Linked DNA regions of Homo sapiens: region 1 is linked to region 2. Evidence: chromatin loops called from intact Hi-C (ENCODE). Cell type or tissue: dorsolateral prefrontal cortex. All regions are shown on one strand. Each heading gives the region's core, and the rest is flanking DNA. Links, peaks and the distances in the headings are about the cores only.

Region 1 (8,211 bases), core at 526-5,525, 180 kb after region 2:
CTGGAGGCAGACCCTTCTGAGGATGGTCACACGCCTTGTGCAGCATCTTGGCCACCCCACAGGGCTGAAGGAGAAGGAACCTGGCTGGGAGCTTAGTTCATGTCTGGGTTTTCCCTCCATGTCCAGGAGAAGCAGCGAAGATGTCCAGCGAGCCTCCCCCTCCTTATCCTGGGGGCCCCACAGCCCCACTTCTGGAAGAGAAAAGTGGAGCCCCGCCCACCCCAGGTAGGGGGTCACTGTTCCTGAGGCTCCATATTGCAGCCCCCTGCCGCCATGGCATGGTTGGGACTCTCTAAGTGGTGATGCCCACTCCAGGGTTACCCCTGGGCCCCATCTGTGTCCCAAAACAGTGGCCTCTGGTCGAGCTCATCGTGCAGAGGCTCCAGCTCAGTCTCCTCTTTCTGCCTCTCTCTGTCCAGGCCGTTCCTCCCCAGCTGTGATGCAGCCCCCTCCAGGCATGCCACTGCCCCCTGCGGACATTGGCCCCCCACCCTATGAGCCGCCGGGTCACCCAATGCCCCAGCCTGGCTTCATCCCACCACACATGAGTGCAGATGGCACCTACATGCCTCCGGGTGAGTGGGGAAGGGATCTGAGGGGAGCATGGGGAACTCCTGGCTGCTGTCTGGCCTGCGCTGGCTGTCCTCAGTACAGGTGGGCATCTGCTGTAGGGCAGGGACTCCAACACGCCCAACCAGCCCTTGCCTAGGGCTCAGGCTGTGTGTGGACAGGGACTGTGGACGTGGGAAGGTGGGACTGCTCTTATTCAGGCTGGTCAGGAAGGGCTGGTCCTTGGCACACCAGGACCTGACATGGGTGGGGAGGGGCGCCTTGTGTGCAGGAGAGGGGTGGGTGACCCGCAAGGCTTTCCCTCTCTTGGTCATGGGCTTGAGGCTGAGTGCCCTGTCCTTGCATGCTGGAGACAGACAGAGGAGCAGAGGGACCGGGCCATGTGCCTGGCTCTCTGCCACATCTGTCATGGGCCCCAAGGGGTGGGGACCAGGAAGGGCTGGGAGAATGTGGCCCCACTTGACTTAGGGCCCCAGCTGTAAGGCCTCCCACTGGCCCGTTAGGAGGGCGGTAGGAGGTCTGAGGCGTAGCCTTGCACGCTGGGCGCTGTGGACCGTGGGGCTTTGCGCCAATCTCTTTGTCTGGTGCAGGTGGCAGGCCAGTGACCTCTCGCCTCCATCTTCTGTGCCATTCCAGGTTTCTACCCTCCTCCAGGCCCCCACCCACCCATGGGCTACTACCCCCCAGGGCCCTACACGCCAGGGCCCTACCCTGGCCCTGGGGGCCACACAGCCACAGTCCTGGTCCCTTCAGGAGCTGCCACCACGGTGACAGTGCTGCAGGGAGAGATCTTTGAGGGAGCGCCTGTGCAGACGGTGTGTCCCCACTGCCAGCAGGCCATCACCACCAAGATCTCCTACGAGATTGGCTTGATGAATTTCGTGCTGGGTTTCTTCTGTTGCTTCATGGGGTAGGTGGTGTGGGCACTGGTAGGGTGGGGGCTGCACCAGGGTCAACTGGCTGCCTCTGCCTCCTCCGCAGCAGGCCTCAGCCTGTTCTTCCCTGTCTCTGATTCAGATGTGATCTGGGCTGCTGCCTGATCCCCTGCCTCATCAATGACTTCAAGGATGTGACGCACACATGCCCCAGCTGCAAAGCCTACATCTACACGTACAAGCGCCTGTGCTAACGGAGCTGGGACTCGGGACTCCCCCGCCTGTCAGTCTGGCCCCCTGTGCTTTGCTCCCTGTGCTCAGTGGTCACTTTCCCGCTCCCACTTGGGGCTGGGAGCCGTGCCACCATCCCCTAGAAGTCCTGTCCTCTTCACCCTGCCCTACCTGAGCCGCTGACTCTTCTGGCAAAAATTCTGTTGGGATTTAAGGCCAAGGGTCAGTGGGTGGCAGGGGGCTGACAATGAGCTTGTGTGTTGTTGGTCTGCTTGGTGTGTGTGATCGGGAAGATAAGCTGGGAGGGGTCTCCTGCTGGGGTCCTGATGCCTCTGTTTCCAAACAAGGTACAGGTTCAGTCCAGACTCTTTCCCCCTGGGACCAACAGCAGCCAGAGCAGTTAGCCAGTTAGTCCCCAGGCCTGTGGCCACAGGCGTTTCTGACCTGCTGGGCCGAGAATGGGTAAGTTGTCTGGAGTCAGGTGGGCCCACGTAGGACAGGGTCACAAAGCCTGGGTTTGTTTCTGGGTACTTTGCGCCTCTGGGGTGCTAGAGGTGGGGCATGGTGGCTGGAAGTAAAACTGCCAACTCTGGCCCTCAGAACTCTCAGGTATAGAAGCCCAGGATGTCTAATACCCTGTCCCAGTGCCCGAGAGCTGCCTGGTGTCAGGTAGAGAGGACACTGTACCTGGGTGAATGATCAGACCCTGGTAGCTAAGAAGGAACTTGTCCCTTTGAGTCAGTGTGCAGACCCCCTTTCAGGCCATGCCTCTGTGAACCCTGTATTGCTGGGGCCGGAAGGAGCCCCTGAGCCTAGCCCCTTCCCGTCTGCCCTGTGTCCTCACTGCGTGTGGGTATGACCTCTGCCTGGTGGCTGGTGTATCCCAACTGGGCAAGAGATGGCAGAGGGTCCCCCTTGTGGGTGCGCTTGGATGTGCAGAGCCTTCTCCATGGATTTTCTTCCCTGTAAGTGCCGGGCCCCTCACCCCAGCTGACAGGCTGTTGCTGTGCCTGCTCACACCTGCTCCTGCAGGCACACTGGGCTAGGGACGAGGAAGGAGCAGCCACAAGTGGTAGAACTGCCTTGGTGGACACCAGCCTCGCCCTGTCTTTATTTCCTGAATGGTTTGTGAACTTGCTCACCTGGACCACTGTATCCTGCCACTGTCCTTCCTGGTCTCGCACTGCCACTGCATGGCCTCCTGTCACTGTGAATCGTGGCCCAGTCTCAGTTTGTAGTTTCTCATTAAATTGGCCCTTTCACTCCCCCGCCCTGGGCCTCTGCTCTCTTGCCTGGCTTCCTTCTTTTTTGAGGGAAAGAGGGTGGGGCTGCAGGCAGTCTACTGGCAGGACGGGAGGCTGAGTCCTCAGGGTCTCACACCCTCAGTGCTGATGCCATGCCAACTGCCTGGGACAACACCAACACGTAAGGACCTAATTAAACCAAACCAGAGTCGGGTGTAGACCAGCCCTGGGATTTCCAGCTGTGACTGGGCCAGGGCACACGTTGGTCTCGGCAGTGGCTGTAAGGTCACCTTCCTTCCTCTGATGCTGGTTTCAACCATCTATATATGGCATCCACGCATGGGATCTGCAAGCTGGAGCCCTCCTACCCGCAGGCTTGAGCACAGCATCATCCAGCCCTGGGGAGGCGCACCCTTAAGCAACACAGACTGGGCTGAGGCTGACAGGCAGAAGACTAACAGAGCGCAGTCTGCACACGCAGGTTCTGGGCGACCTCTGGCCCTGGCCATCTCTGCACTAACTCATCTGAATTATGAAGGTGGCAGTCTTGGTCAGTAGTTTAAAGAGTTTCCCTACTTTTTAACCCTTTTTGAAATAAAACTTTTACAGGTAGTAGATTCCTATTAATAAAATTATTTAAGTTCATGTTTCTCTTTTAGAGAATGAATTGTTTAAATACAAATATGTGCTTTTTTAAAACCCTTATTTTTAAATATATATATATATTTTAAAAAAACCTTTTAAGTAGGAAACCTCTAAGGTATTTCTGAGCTAAAAAATAGCAGTGCTGGATACACTTTAAAGATCTTTGCAAGACGGTTAGAGTGACTTTGCTTTGGAGACTAGAGGTGCTGGAGAGTAGACCCAGAGCAGGAGGTGGCTGCTGGGAGCCATGATGGACGATGTCCACTCCCCACACAGACATAACATGCCCTTGCTTCTGAGGGACTCTCCTATGGGGAGGTGGCTTGACCCACCCGGTGCCAGGAGGCAGGGAAGGAGGTAGCTTGCAAAGCCCACTTTATTGAGTGCTGGAGCATTTACACAGCGCGGAGGAGGAGATAAGCTGGGGCTGAGCAAACCGCACCCAAGGGGTTAGAGGGATTCTGGGTGAGAGGGATGAGCTCCCAAGGCCTCTGAGGCTTCCACCCACACCCACCCTCACTCCCAGGGTCCAAGAGAGGCCCAGAAGTTGTACAGCAGCATCCAGCAAGGCCCCCTCGCACAGCTTGGACTTACAGGCCACTCACCTCCAACAGGGGAGATAGTCACCCATGTACTGCAAAAACAGGGACTACCGGAAGCAGCCTAGGGCCCAGAAGTGTGGAAGCCTGGAGTAGAGCTGGGTCGGGGGCCAGGCTTGCTGCACTGTGCCGACTGCTCCCAGGGTGACGGCCTGTGCCCAGTGCGGAATATGGCCCATAGAGAGGATGCTGTCAGGCAGAGGCTCTAGCATCTGGCTTTTATTGGTTGCCTTTCTTAAACCCAGCATTTTTTAAAAAGTCACCTGAGGTGGTAGTTTAGTCAGGGCTGGAGAAAGGGGTAGGCCAGTGGTCAGTCGGGAGGAGGGTACCGGTGTGGCATGATGGGTGCTTCACATGTAGTACCAGGCCAAGAGTCCAGCAGCTAGGGCCACACCAGCGGCCAGGATGAACTGGAGGCTGGGCTTCCTCAGCACAGCCATAGCTGTTCGGAAGGGACAGCTGCTGCCCTCCAGGGCACCTGTGTGGCAGCACCAATAGGAGACATGGCATCAGTGGAGTCTCCTGCTACACCTGCCCCAGGAGGGGAGCTCAGGACACACAGACCTACCTTTGTCTTGTTCAGCAGCGTAGAAAGGGCATTTACGCATGTCTCCTTTCCCATCGTGTACAGGGAACCCATCCTCCAAGGTCTCTCTGGCCAGTGTGGAGCCGGCCTGGTCCAGTTCATTGAATATCTGCAGGAGCAGAGGATCGACTGAGCCATCTTTGGGCTGCCCATACTTTTTTTTTTTTTTTAAATGTCTTTTGAGATGAGGTCTCTGTTGCCCAGGCTAGAGTGCAGTGTTATGAACATGGCTAACTCACTGCAGCCTCAAACTCCTAGGCTCAAGTGGTCCTCCCACCTTATCCTCCTACGTGTGTGTACCACCATACCTGGCTAATTTTTAAATTTTGTGGGGAGATGGTGTCTCACCTTGGTTGCCCAGGCTGGTCTTCAACTCCTGGGGTCAAGTAATGCCCCTGCCTCAGCCTCCCAAAGTGCTGGGATTACAGGCATGAGCTACTGCGCCTGGCTACACTCTCCTTTTAGAGGACGCCCTCCAGAGAGAGTGAGCTGGAGCAGGTGAGCTTGCTCAGGTGTGCCAACTACACAGCAAGCAGCACTGGTGGGCGGCAGCTGCACTGCCTGATGGTCTTCCCTCCCTAGCAAGAGCTCTGGGGAGGTGTGGATATTGGTACCCCAAGAAGGCTGCCAAATGCTGGGTCTCCCCTGGGAACTGACCAGAGATGTAGCCTTCTCTGAGGTGGCTCAAGCCACTGAAACTACCACAGCACAGACAGGAGGGCATGAGTACATCCCCATTTCTAGGTGCTGGTTATTTTTTTATCAAGAAGCAACAGAAAACCTGGAACATGGGAGAATGAGACTGTGGCAGGGCATACTCATCCTGAGTGCCCTGGGAGGCCTCAGTGGAAGCTGACAGGACCTGGGGACAGAGTAAGCTTCCCCAGGTTCAGCCTCATCTAAAGGCTACTTGTAAACAGAGCTTATTTACTCTCCTTGGTGGCACTGGCTCTCTATTAACTTATAAAGCAGGGCTTCTCAGAGCAAAACTTGAAAAGAAAATTAACCATTCTTCAAGACCAGCATCCTGCAATGAGGGAGGAAGCCAGCTCCATTCTTCCAGACCCCTCTATGTGCGAGAGGACTCACCCTTCCCAAAACACTACCCACTGGCATCTATCACACCAGGCCTCCATGCTGGGAACCACCCACTGGGCCCACAAGCTCTGGTGGCCAATCTGGTGGCCACCTTCCTCTCGGCACCCTGCAGCTCATCTGTCCTAATGCCATGTGTGCCTTCATGGGCCACTATGGATCTGCTACCACTGTCAAAGTTTCCCTCTTCAGCCCTAGCAGCTGGCAGCCCCCAATAGTACCTGCATGTTATACTCAAAAGCCTTGTTGGCCTCCTCCACGATCCTCTCTTTGGTCTTCATGTTCAGGTCCAGGGCGTTCATCCTGGCCCGGTAGAGCTGCTTGAACTGCTGGGCATTGTCCACATTCTCAAACAGGTAGAACTGGGTCCCTTCCCCTGTGCTGGGGAGTTTCAGTGCTCGCTGGGCCACCTTCTTCAGCACCTGGCCCCCCGAGAGATCCCCCATGTAGCGGGTGTATGCATGGGCCACCAGTAGCTCCGGCTCGTTCTGCCCTATGTAGTGGATCCGCTCCACGTACTTCTGGGCAGCCTTGGGGCACTGCACCTGCTCCTCCCAGTTTTCACCAAAGAAATACTCCATGTCCTTGGTCAGCGCCTCCTTCCGGTGCAGCTCCATGGGGAAGTACAAAGGGGCAAAGGCTGGATGGTCCTTGTTGCGCTCCATTTCCTCCTCGAGGGCTGAGTATGTGAAGTAAAGTGCCGTGGTGGCCAGCTGTGGAGGTGACAGGAGGAGGCCAGCTATGCCTGAGCACACCACATCCGAGCAGCTGGATGCAGAGGCTCAAGTGACAACCCCCAACCCCAAAGACCCAATCCTATGGTCCATTTTTATGTAGTGAATTATTTAACACACAAGGAAGCTTTTGTTTCTTAAAGGAATGGCATGGTGAAGTCTTTGGAACACGCATACTTTTGCTTCCTTCACACCACTATGTTATTCTATCTAAGCCATGAGAACCAATTTTTTTTTTTTTTGGCGGGGTAAAGAGTCTCGCTCTGTCACCCAGGCTGGAGTACAGTGGGACGATCTCGGCTCACTGTAACCTCCGCCTCCCAGGTTCAAGTGACTCTCCCACCTCAGCCTCCCAAGTAGCTGGGAGTACAGGCACGCGCCACCACACCCGGCTAATTTTTGTATTCTTAGTAGAGACAGGGTTTCACCATGTTGGCCAGGCTGGTCTCAAACTCCTGGCCTCAAGTGATCCACCTGCCTCGGCCTCCCAAAGTGCTGGGATTACAGACATGAGCCACTGTACCCAGCCGAGAGCCAGAGCTTAACGTCAAGAAGGAATGGAGTGTGGAGAAAAGCCCAGCTTTTCCCTCAGAGTGGCTCCAGGGGCACTTTTCTCATGGGACCAAGGCCCCCACCCCAACCCCATATGACAGTCTGGAACCCAATGCGGGGCACAAACCTTAAACAGCTCCTTCTTAATGTTGCCTTTCAAGAAGTCCTTGACAAACTGGGTGTTTTCTGCCCGGTCGTGTGCTTCCTTGGTCCCTTCCTTCAGGAGCTCCGAGAGGTCAGCCATTCTGTGGAGAGATGGGAGGTGTTTGTGTGTCAATTAGCCCTTCCCAGCTTTCCAGAAAGGACCATAGAGAGAAGATTGAGTCCACACCCCAAGGTGACCACCTGTTGTACTGGAGGCTGGGGCTTCTCAGACACTTCACTCCAACACAAATAGCAGCAACTTGTCAGGGAACACAGGACAAGCAGACATGACATTCTGCTCCAAGGACTCAGGACACAAGGGATAACTGTGGCCTGCTCCTTGAGAGTAGTACCCACGTCCATGTGTCTGTGTTGGGAACCACCCAAATGAGCAATGCTTTGCTTCTGTGGCCACCTAGTGGTCGAAGAGACACACATCTGTATTCCCTTCAGTATTTGCTGGCTTCTCTAAGAACAGCCTGCCTTGGAACGTGTCTTCTGGAATTCACACACCTCAGTAAGGCTGTGACCATGGGTCTCCTCAGATGGCCCTACTGCCTTCCTCCCACCTTGGACCCACAGCTTCTTTGAGACTATATGTGACTAGGACCAAGCACGGAAGGATGCAAAGGAGACAACCGAGAGGCTAGGGCCAGGACGCTGGGTTTGTGCTGCTTAACGAAATTACACAGTTGTAAAGGTGTGTGGATGGATGGACAAGGTAGAAAACATGTGATCCTAAAGATGGTGGTACTTGGGCAGGGGCTTACATGTGTCCACACAATCCATCTACAAGAGTGAGAAAAATTTGGCCTTATCATGGTCTGGCTTCTGCTGTCTTCTTTAGGAGATTAGCTCGTTATCATCCATGTGCTGAGAATCAATTTATTATTAGCAATTATTTCAAGGGATAAAAAAAAAACTTGGCCAATGACA
Region 2 (7,283 bases), core at 2,215-7,214:
CTGAGCTGTCATCTCGAGTGAGGCAGGACCAGCCCCCTGGTGCAGCCACTCTGGGCCTAGCCGTCCCCCCAGCTGGTAAGAGCAGTGGCCTGACTCCGCACTGGGCAGAGGGGAAGGTGGGGGAGCCCTGAAGCCAGGTTTGACCCAGTGGGCTTGGCCTGGTTCTCCGGCCGGCAGCCACTCTCCCAGGTCCCTGTGTGCACATGATCCCAGAGTCCAAGGAAAAGAGGGGGCCCTGGGGACCCAAGCCCACTTCCTCACCTGTGACAGGAAAACTGCCTATCCCCCAGGGGTAGGAGGTACTCGAGAAAGGCCCTGTGCCTTGGCTGGCTGTGCTGTGCTGAGACCGCCAGTGACTTCTGTAGCCTCCAGCCAGGGCCCAGACCCGGGTCCCCACCGGCAGAGCTTTGCCTTCTCTCGGGCTGACCCGGGCCTCGTAGTGTTTGCTCAGCCTGTGGGAGGAAGGGCACAACAGGGCTTCCCTGCCTCGGCCTTGGGAGGTTGCTTAGACACTGTCAGGCGGGTAGGGAGGTTCTGATCCAAGCAGGTTCTCCTGGTTGCATGGGCTCAGAATAAAGCAGGGCCTGTGGGGACGCAGACCCCCAGCTAACTCGGTCCCTGCACCTGCACCACAGACTCCAAGGGCTGGCAAGCGTCCCTGCAGGCCATGAGCCTCCCCGAGCTCTCGGGAGCCCTGGAGGACCGTGTCCGTGAGATGGGTGAGTCTCCGGGGACCAGACGACTGAGCGCTCCTTTTGTTTCCGAGGGAGGCAAAGGGACCCCTTTCCAGGGAAAGCGGGTTTGTGTCTCTCTACCCCAAGGCTGACCTCGGGGCTGGGGCCATAACGGGTGAGGGGCAGGTCACATCCTGCAGCTGAGACCCCGGGGCAGCACCACCCAGCCCTCCTGAGCCTGGCCGGGAGAGGCTCAAGGTCATCATTCCTCAGGGCAAGCACTGTGCTTAGTGACCCAGAGCCTGGAGAAGCTGCAGGTGCTGAACGGGAAGAAGTGGCGGGAGACCTAGCCTGCGGGCCGGTGAGTGTCTGCCAGCCTGGATCCCGCGTGGTGGGAGCAGCAGGGCCTGTCTGGGCGGCTGCAGGTGTGGGTATGCACCCACCTGTCCCCCTCCCTTCTCACCGGGGCTTTTTCTTTCAGAATCTGACGTTGGGTGATTGGTCCACCCTGAAGCTGTGTGCCAGGGAGTGAGGAGGACAGTGAGCAGGTAGCTGCCATGTGCAGCCCAGGCCCAGTGGGGGCCAGAGGATCAGGCCCCGGGAGCAGCCGGCAGACAGAGGCAAGACGGGGGCTGCGGCCCTGGCTCGGCAGCTCGGGCCAGCACTGAGGCGGGACGAGGGCCTCACCCAGAACCTCGTGGTGAGGCCCAGAGTTCATGGGCTGCCCTGGCCCATACCAGGCAGGGCCCTGGGGGGAAAGTGTATCCATATACACGCACAGGTGCCAACTGAGGTGGGACCTTAGGAATGAGGACTGGGGCACCTGGAAAATGCCATTTTTTGGAAAATAAAATTTAAGAACAGCTAGTGAAGGGCTCAGTTCTGGTCACATGACATGAGGCACTGGCCAATGCAGCAACCCTGACTGCCCTGTCCTCTGCTGTTCAGGGGTGTGTCTTTTGCTCCTGGAGCCCAGACAACTCAAGATAAGGCTTTGAGAGCCAAGAACATCCCCAGCCCGCCGTAGCACAGGGCCTCCCCCGGGACATGCTGCTCTCACACCGAGCTCTGAGATGGAGCTGGGCACACTGCCTCCCTCACCGGGCCAGGCATGGGCTGTGCAAATTTTCTGACGATGCCGCTGGAGTCTTTCCAGATGTGGGGCTGTAGGAGACCACGAGGGATGGCTCTGCTGCTGTCCTTCTGCACAGTAAGCCTGCACTTCTACACCATCCCCTGGAGCTGCTTGCAGACAGTGGGGAATGGTGGGTTTGCAAAGCAAAGCAGGTCAGCCCAGGTGCAGCCAGGGCCACCAGGATCAGGAAGGGGAGCCTGCCCTGAAGGTCTCGGCCCAGACGCCCCAACCTGGCTGATGGGCACAGCATTCATGCTGGGAGTGCCCCCAGTAAACACTGGGGAACAAACGTGCCCCTGGCTGGGGCAGCTCCTCCCTCCCCCACCTAGGGCAGGGGGCCTGAGCTGGTTCCATCCAGAACCAAAACAAACACACAGGGCAGCTGAGAAACACACAGAGCAGCTGCGGAGCGACTTTATTGTCTTCTCCTTCGACAGCTTCGTTGTACATAGCTGGGCCCCCGAGGCCCTGACTGTCCCTGGGAACCAAGCCACGTGGGGTGAAGCTACTTTGAAACCTCACCCACAGTTCACACGTGGTGAAAGAGAAAATCTAGCAAAGTAAATCCAACAACAACCCAAATTAACAGTATTATTAACTTCCTACCCCAAGCTGGCTCTCCCCCAGGCCCTGAACTGGCTCAGGAAGGAGGCAGGAATGAGCTGACCGAGACAAGGCATCCTCCACCCACACATCCCATCTTCTGAGTGGTCCCAGAGCTGTGCGCCACCCCTGTGGGACAATCAGGCACTCCTGGGTCTCTACCAGCTGTGATGAGACGTACAAGAGGAGGGTCTGAGCCCAGAATAAACAAGAGCATCCTGAGGCTGGAGAGGCAGGCCCAGTGTGCCCGGACCACCCTGCTCTGCCTGAGAGGATGGGCTGGGTTCCAGCTGGCCCGGCCGCCACCTAGTGACTGCTTGGGACAGTGGAGATGATGACAGGATGCCCACTCGCCCTAGGCAGTCAGAAGCGGGGTACACACAAACACTCTAGAAGCCACACTTAGCAGGAATTCCCAGTCTTCCGGCCCAGGGGAGGGTGCCACCAGCTCAGGCAGCCCTCAAGAGGAGGCCGGGAGCAACTTCTCCAGGGCCTTCTTCTGCTTCTCGGTGGCTGCAGCCAGGGCCTCAACCAGCTTCTCCTCGGGCATCATGTTGAGCACCTTGAGGGCAAAGAGGAGCTGGCACTTAGCCGTGCTCACGAAGGCGTTGCTCAGGAAGTTGGGGAAGCCTCCGACTCGGTCCTTCTGGGTGTACAGCGGGACCCGCACGAGGCCCAGCACCTGCGCAGACAGGAGGTAGGGGTTGGGGCCAGGCCTGCCACACAATGGCACCTCCAGCAGGAGGGGCCTGGAAGCTATGAGGCCAGGGTATGAGCAGCCAGCTTTGCCAAGGACTTAATGGGAGACCCACGCAGGGCCTGGCAGAAGCCAGCCAGCTCCCTCGGAGCAGTGCAGCCCCCTCCTCCCCAAGCAAGTGTGGAGGCTGACCCCATGCACTCCCCCCCCTCGTACCCAGGCCACCCCACCCCGGGGTCCGCACCCCATGCTCCCCCCGTCCACCCAACGAAGCCTGAACACCCGCAGTCCAGCCCTTCCAGACCACAAAGTACAAATCCCAAGAGCCTTCACGCCCAACATGAGGTTCCCAAGTTTTACAACCCCCGCTGTGCTCAAGTTTCCCAACTCCCCAAGCAATCCCCGCTCCTCCCCCATCCCTTCCTCCCCACCGATCCCACTCCCCCACTCCCAGGATTGGCAATGGCAGGCAGCAAGGCGGATGTAACACAGCCCTGAGGGAGCCCCAGCGCCGGCCCCCACCCCCGCCCCTCCTTTCCCGGCCTCCCAGCCCCAGACCCCTCTCCCCACCCCATTGCTGGAGACAGCGACACCCGACCCAGCCCGGCCAGGGGACCCTCAGGAGACGTGTTACCCATCGGTGCCTTCCACGGGGCCAGAGCCAAACCCCGGGGCGGGGGGCGGGGCCCGGGCGGCGGCCCCACCTCCAGGCCGTGGTCGCGCGAGTGCACCGCGCTGATCTCCACGGCGTGCAGCTGCTCCAGCGTCAGCTGCCGCGCGTACAGGTGCGCCACGACGCGGTGTGGGCCCTCGGTCAGGTGCGAGCTCAGGTAGTCGGCCTCGGTGAGGCGCAGGCAGCCCAGGCCCAGGCCCAGCACCCGGTTCAGGCCGTCCTCCAGCGACCAGAAGCGCCGGTCCACGAAGCCCCCGGGGAAGCCCAGCAGCCCGTCGAAACGCATCTGCATCTGCAAGGGAGCGCGGGTCACAGCCGCGGGGTCGACGGACGCCCCCGCCCGGGCCCGCCCGCGCCGGCACCCTCGCCCGCGCCCTCGCCCGTCCTCACCAGCACCGAGAAGCGCATGGGGATGCGGCCGAAGAGCTGCCCAGGGTTGGCGGCGTACAGCATGGCGTGGCACGAGTGGCTCCAGCCCGGCCCTAGGCGCATCGCCTCCACCCGGCTGATCTGCTTCAGCTCCGGAACCGCCGCCGTCGACATCTTGGCACTGACCCCGTCCCCGCCGCTGCCACTTAAGAGCATGCGCGAGCCCGCCCCCGCCGTGCCTCGCCAATCCGCGGGCGGCCGCGCCCCCGGGTCCGGTTCCCCCGCCAATCGCCGGCGCGCCCCGGGACCGAGCCCCTCGCAGCGCCGCGGTGCGTCGTCGAGAGGTGCTGCGGGCGGTGTGCAAAGGAGGGCGGTGCGCGTCAGCCGTCACCCAATAGTCGCACACCCTGGGCGGCGGCCCCGCCTCCGACGGGAGAGCCTAGACGACTGGTCGGTGCCGTGGTGGCTCAAGGTTGACATTGTGGGCGACGAACATCTTCCTTGGCGCCCCAAAGCGGACAGCCGAAATTCCCTGCGGTTTCTCCACCCTCGATGGCGCCGATCCCCTTGCGCCCACCCGTTTCTCCCCAGGAGGCCGACCCGGCCCGCATGGCCCCGTCCATCCGCAATGGCACCCTTGGCACGACCACACGAGCCAGAGATGCCCCGGAGCCTTGCTCCGCCAGCGCCACCGGACCCAAGCCCGGAGGGAGATGGCCTTCGCCTGCCATGCACGACAGCTGTCCCGACCTAGCCACCCTGCTGGCAGGCTCGATCCAGGACAGCACGGGGAGCAGGGCTTGGCAGGGCTTGAGTGCCCCAGTCCCCGAGTCCACGCTGGGTCAGGGCGGACGACCGGGAGCTCTGGGGCTCTGTGGACCCAGCTTGCTGGGCAGAAAGTGACTTAAATTCCGGGGCTGGACCTTTCCAGCATCCTCCAAGCCGGGCACCCTGTGCCAGGTACTGTGGGGGGAAGAGGGGTTTCCCCAATTTACGATGAGGAACTTGGAGCTCAGAGAGGGACATAACTTGCCTAAGTACAACTGGCAGTTGATGACAGAGGCAGAATCCCGATTCCACAAGGGCCTGAGGTACTTACCACTTACCTTGTGTTTGTACTGGAGATGTCTCTGGGGCTCAGAAGCATCCGAAACAGCCCAAGGCAGAGCGAGGTGCCCTGAACTCCATGATGGCAAGGCTCACCTCACCAGCAGCAGGGCCCAGGGCCACTTTCCTCCCCACCAGGGGAATGGATTTGCTGAGCACATGAACCCCCCTGCCTGCACTCACAGCATGGGTGCCCAGGGCTGGGGCACAGCCTCGGGAGAGCCGTGCAGTGAGGCCGAGCTCGCTGGCACAGAGAAGGCTGCCTTCAGTGGAGGCAGGCAGGAGAAGAGAGAGGGAGAGGGTGGGCATTGGAAACTCACCTGTTAGGTCCGTGGTGGCCTCAGATGTGGAGAATAAGGACCCAGAGAGGGCACCTCTCTCTCCTCCTGTGGCCACCAGTGGGTCAGGGGTCACATGGGACAGCTGCAAGCAGCAGGGGAAGTCCAGATTCCAGAGTGAGCGACCATGTGAGAAGGCGAGAGGGCAGCGAGGGGAAGGGTCCTCTCACCCAAAGAGGGCCCCACCCCTAGGCAGCCAAGCCCAGCCAGCGCCCAGGGCCCGTGGGACGCAGGGGCAGAGGAGGAGAGGCTCCCCTTGCTGCAGCCCCTCCCCGAGACCAGACATCAATACAAGCGCTGGCTCTTCTGGGAGGTACAGAGGGGGAGCCCATCTGGCCCATGCAAGCACCCGTCTGACACCCTGGGCACCCCTCTACCCACACTGGGATGGGGCCAGACCCAGGCAGGTCAGAGCAGCTGCAGGGCCCATGGGTGGCAGCCTTCTCGGGGCAGGGACTGATGGGCTAGAACACGGGCTTTCCCTCCACCCTCACAGTCTTCAAAGAAGGGCCATGGTGGCAGCTTGACCTGCACGCAAAGGAGCTGGGGCCCTGAGTGGTAGGCAGTGGTGTGGTGGGTGCCCTGGGGCACTGGCCACTCCCTGGGCAGGGGAGCGGGGGCTGTGCAGAGGCCTGGGGCCGGGCTCCAGCCTGCGAGCCCACAACCATGGGCAGCTAGACCTGCTCCCACCGTCCGGCCTCCACACGCCAGCCGCAGGGTGCTAGCACTGCTTCTCCGCTTGGAAGCCTGTTTTTAAAACTGACTCCCCCTTATAAAAACACTCCAGCAGCCCCTACAAGCTCTTCAGTATCTATCCAGCACCCTTCACTCCAGCCAGGGGCTCCGTCCCCAGGGGACACATCAGGCTCACTCCTGCCACCTGGAACACTCTTCCAGGGCCAGCTCCTCCTCAGCCCTCAGGGCTGTTTAAGTCTCCTCAGAGAGGCCCTCCCTGCCACCCGGTTAAATGAGACCTTGTACGGGTTCATCTCACCACCATGCTGACTTTCTTCCTAATAGTAACCAAACCTGGCAGGATTCTGATTAGCTGCTGGGCATCTCACTGCCTGGAAGGCAGGCGCCCGGGGCCAGGGCCGGGGCCTCAGCTCTTCTGCCTCCACTGACGCACAGCAGGTGCTCAGCAAATGCCTTGAGATGATCAGGACTAGAGATGGGGACCGGAGCGACTACTCACAAACCTGGAGGCCCTGGGCTCCCCAACCACCTGTTCACGAGAGAGCCCAATCTGGAGGGTGTGGCTTCCCTCCAACCAGACAACTAGCCCTGACAGGGATGGCTGGGAGCTGCCCGTTCTCGTTAGCCCTCACCTTGCTCACTGCCCTGACCCCAGAGGGAAGCCAGGCAGAGGCCGTGGAGCTGCCACGGTGCGGGAGCCACCGCCAACCACCCAGCGGCAAAACTCCGGGTCAGGAAACAGCCACAATCCTGAGGGCTGCACCCGGAGGAAGGAGCAGACAGGATATTGCTGCATGATTTTATTACTATAAATATACAGTAAAAACGAACCAACGATGAGCCCATCTGAGCACATCAGACGGCAGCACATGGGAGTCCCAGCGGGCCACTCTGCGGCCCGAACTTCACGCAAAGCTCTGGCACCAGGACTGATGGCCAGAGGCTGGGGCCTTGGTGGGGGCGGGGGGCGGGCGGTGCAGGGGGCTGTGTG

The links. A loop is a pair of places that touch in the nucleus more often than their neighbours do. Peaks named below come from ENCODE experiments on the same cell type or tissue, not always from the same donor. Only the 100,000 strongest peaks of a DNase experiment are listed, where the experiment ranks them.
Region 1: it touches region 2 in a loop (2.8-fold over the local background); 5 of 110 quality-filtered maps call a loop at or near these places.

What each region holds. Positions count from the first base shown.
Region 1 is chr16:4,506,060-4,514,270 of GRCh38, reverse strand. It overlaps HMOX2 (heme oxygenase 2), which reads right to left. Exons shown (of 6, transcript NM_002134.4): 3 at 7,259-7,376; 4 at 6,067-6,558; 5 at 4,733-4,859; 6 at 3,924-4,642. The coding sequence ends at 4,515. It overlaps CDIP1 (cell death inducing p53 target 1), which reads left to right. Exons shown (of 6, transcript NM_013399.3): 3 at 127-225; 4 at 420-575; 5 at 1,207-1,480; 6 at 1,588-3,602. The coding sequence starts at 141. The coding sequence ends at 1,699. Among named protein-coding and RNA genes, the nearest start is that of CDIP1, 29 kb to the left of the region's middle. RefSeq lists enhancers at 1-526, 527-1,054. In dorsolateral prefrontal cortex, for the core only: CTCF peaks have their summits at 2,416 and 2,619; a DNase peak (open chromatin) is centred at 2,610; H3K27ac peaks cover 3,072 bases.
Region 2 is chr16:4,690,769-4,698,051 of GRCh38, reverse strand. MGRN1 (mahogunin ring finger 1) reads right to left here. Exons shown (of 17, transcript NM_015246.4): 17 at 7,080-7,283. It overlaps NUDT16L1 (nudix hydrolase 16 like 1), which reads right to left and starts at 4,490. Exons shown (of 3, transcript NM_032349.4): 1 at 4,173-4,490; 2 at 3,814-4,074; 3 at 2,208-3,094. The coding sequence starts at 4,325. The coding sequence ends at 2,873. ANKS3 (ankyrin repeat and sterile alpha motif domain containing 3) reads left to right here. Exons shown (of 18, transcript NM_133450.4): 15 at 1-75; 16 at 636-719; 17 at 948-1,035; 18 at 1,156-1,541. The coding sequence ends at 1,024. RefSeq lists enhancers at 2,460-2,960, 3,563-4,070, 4,071-4,578, 4,830-4,919 and silencers at 3,670-4,169, 4,280-4,639. In dorsolateral prefrontal cortex, for the core only: CTCF peaks have their summits at 2,808 and 4,460; DNase peaks (open chromatin) are centred at 2,711 and 4,471; H3K4me3 peaks cover 2,768 bases; H3K27ac peaks cover 4,184 bases.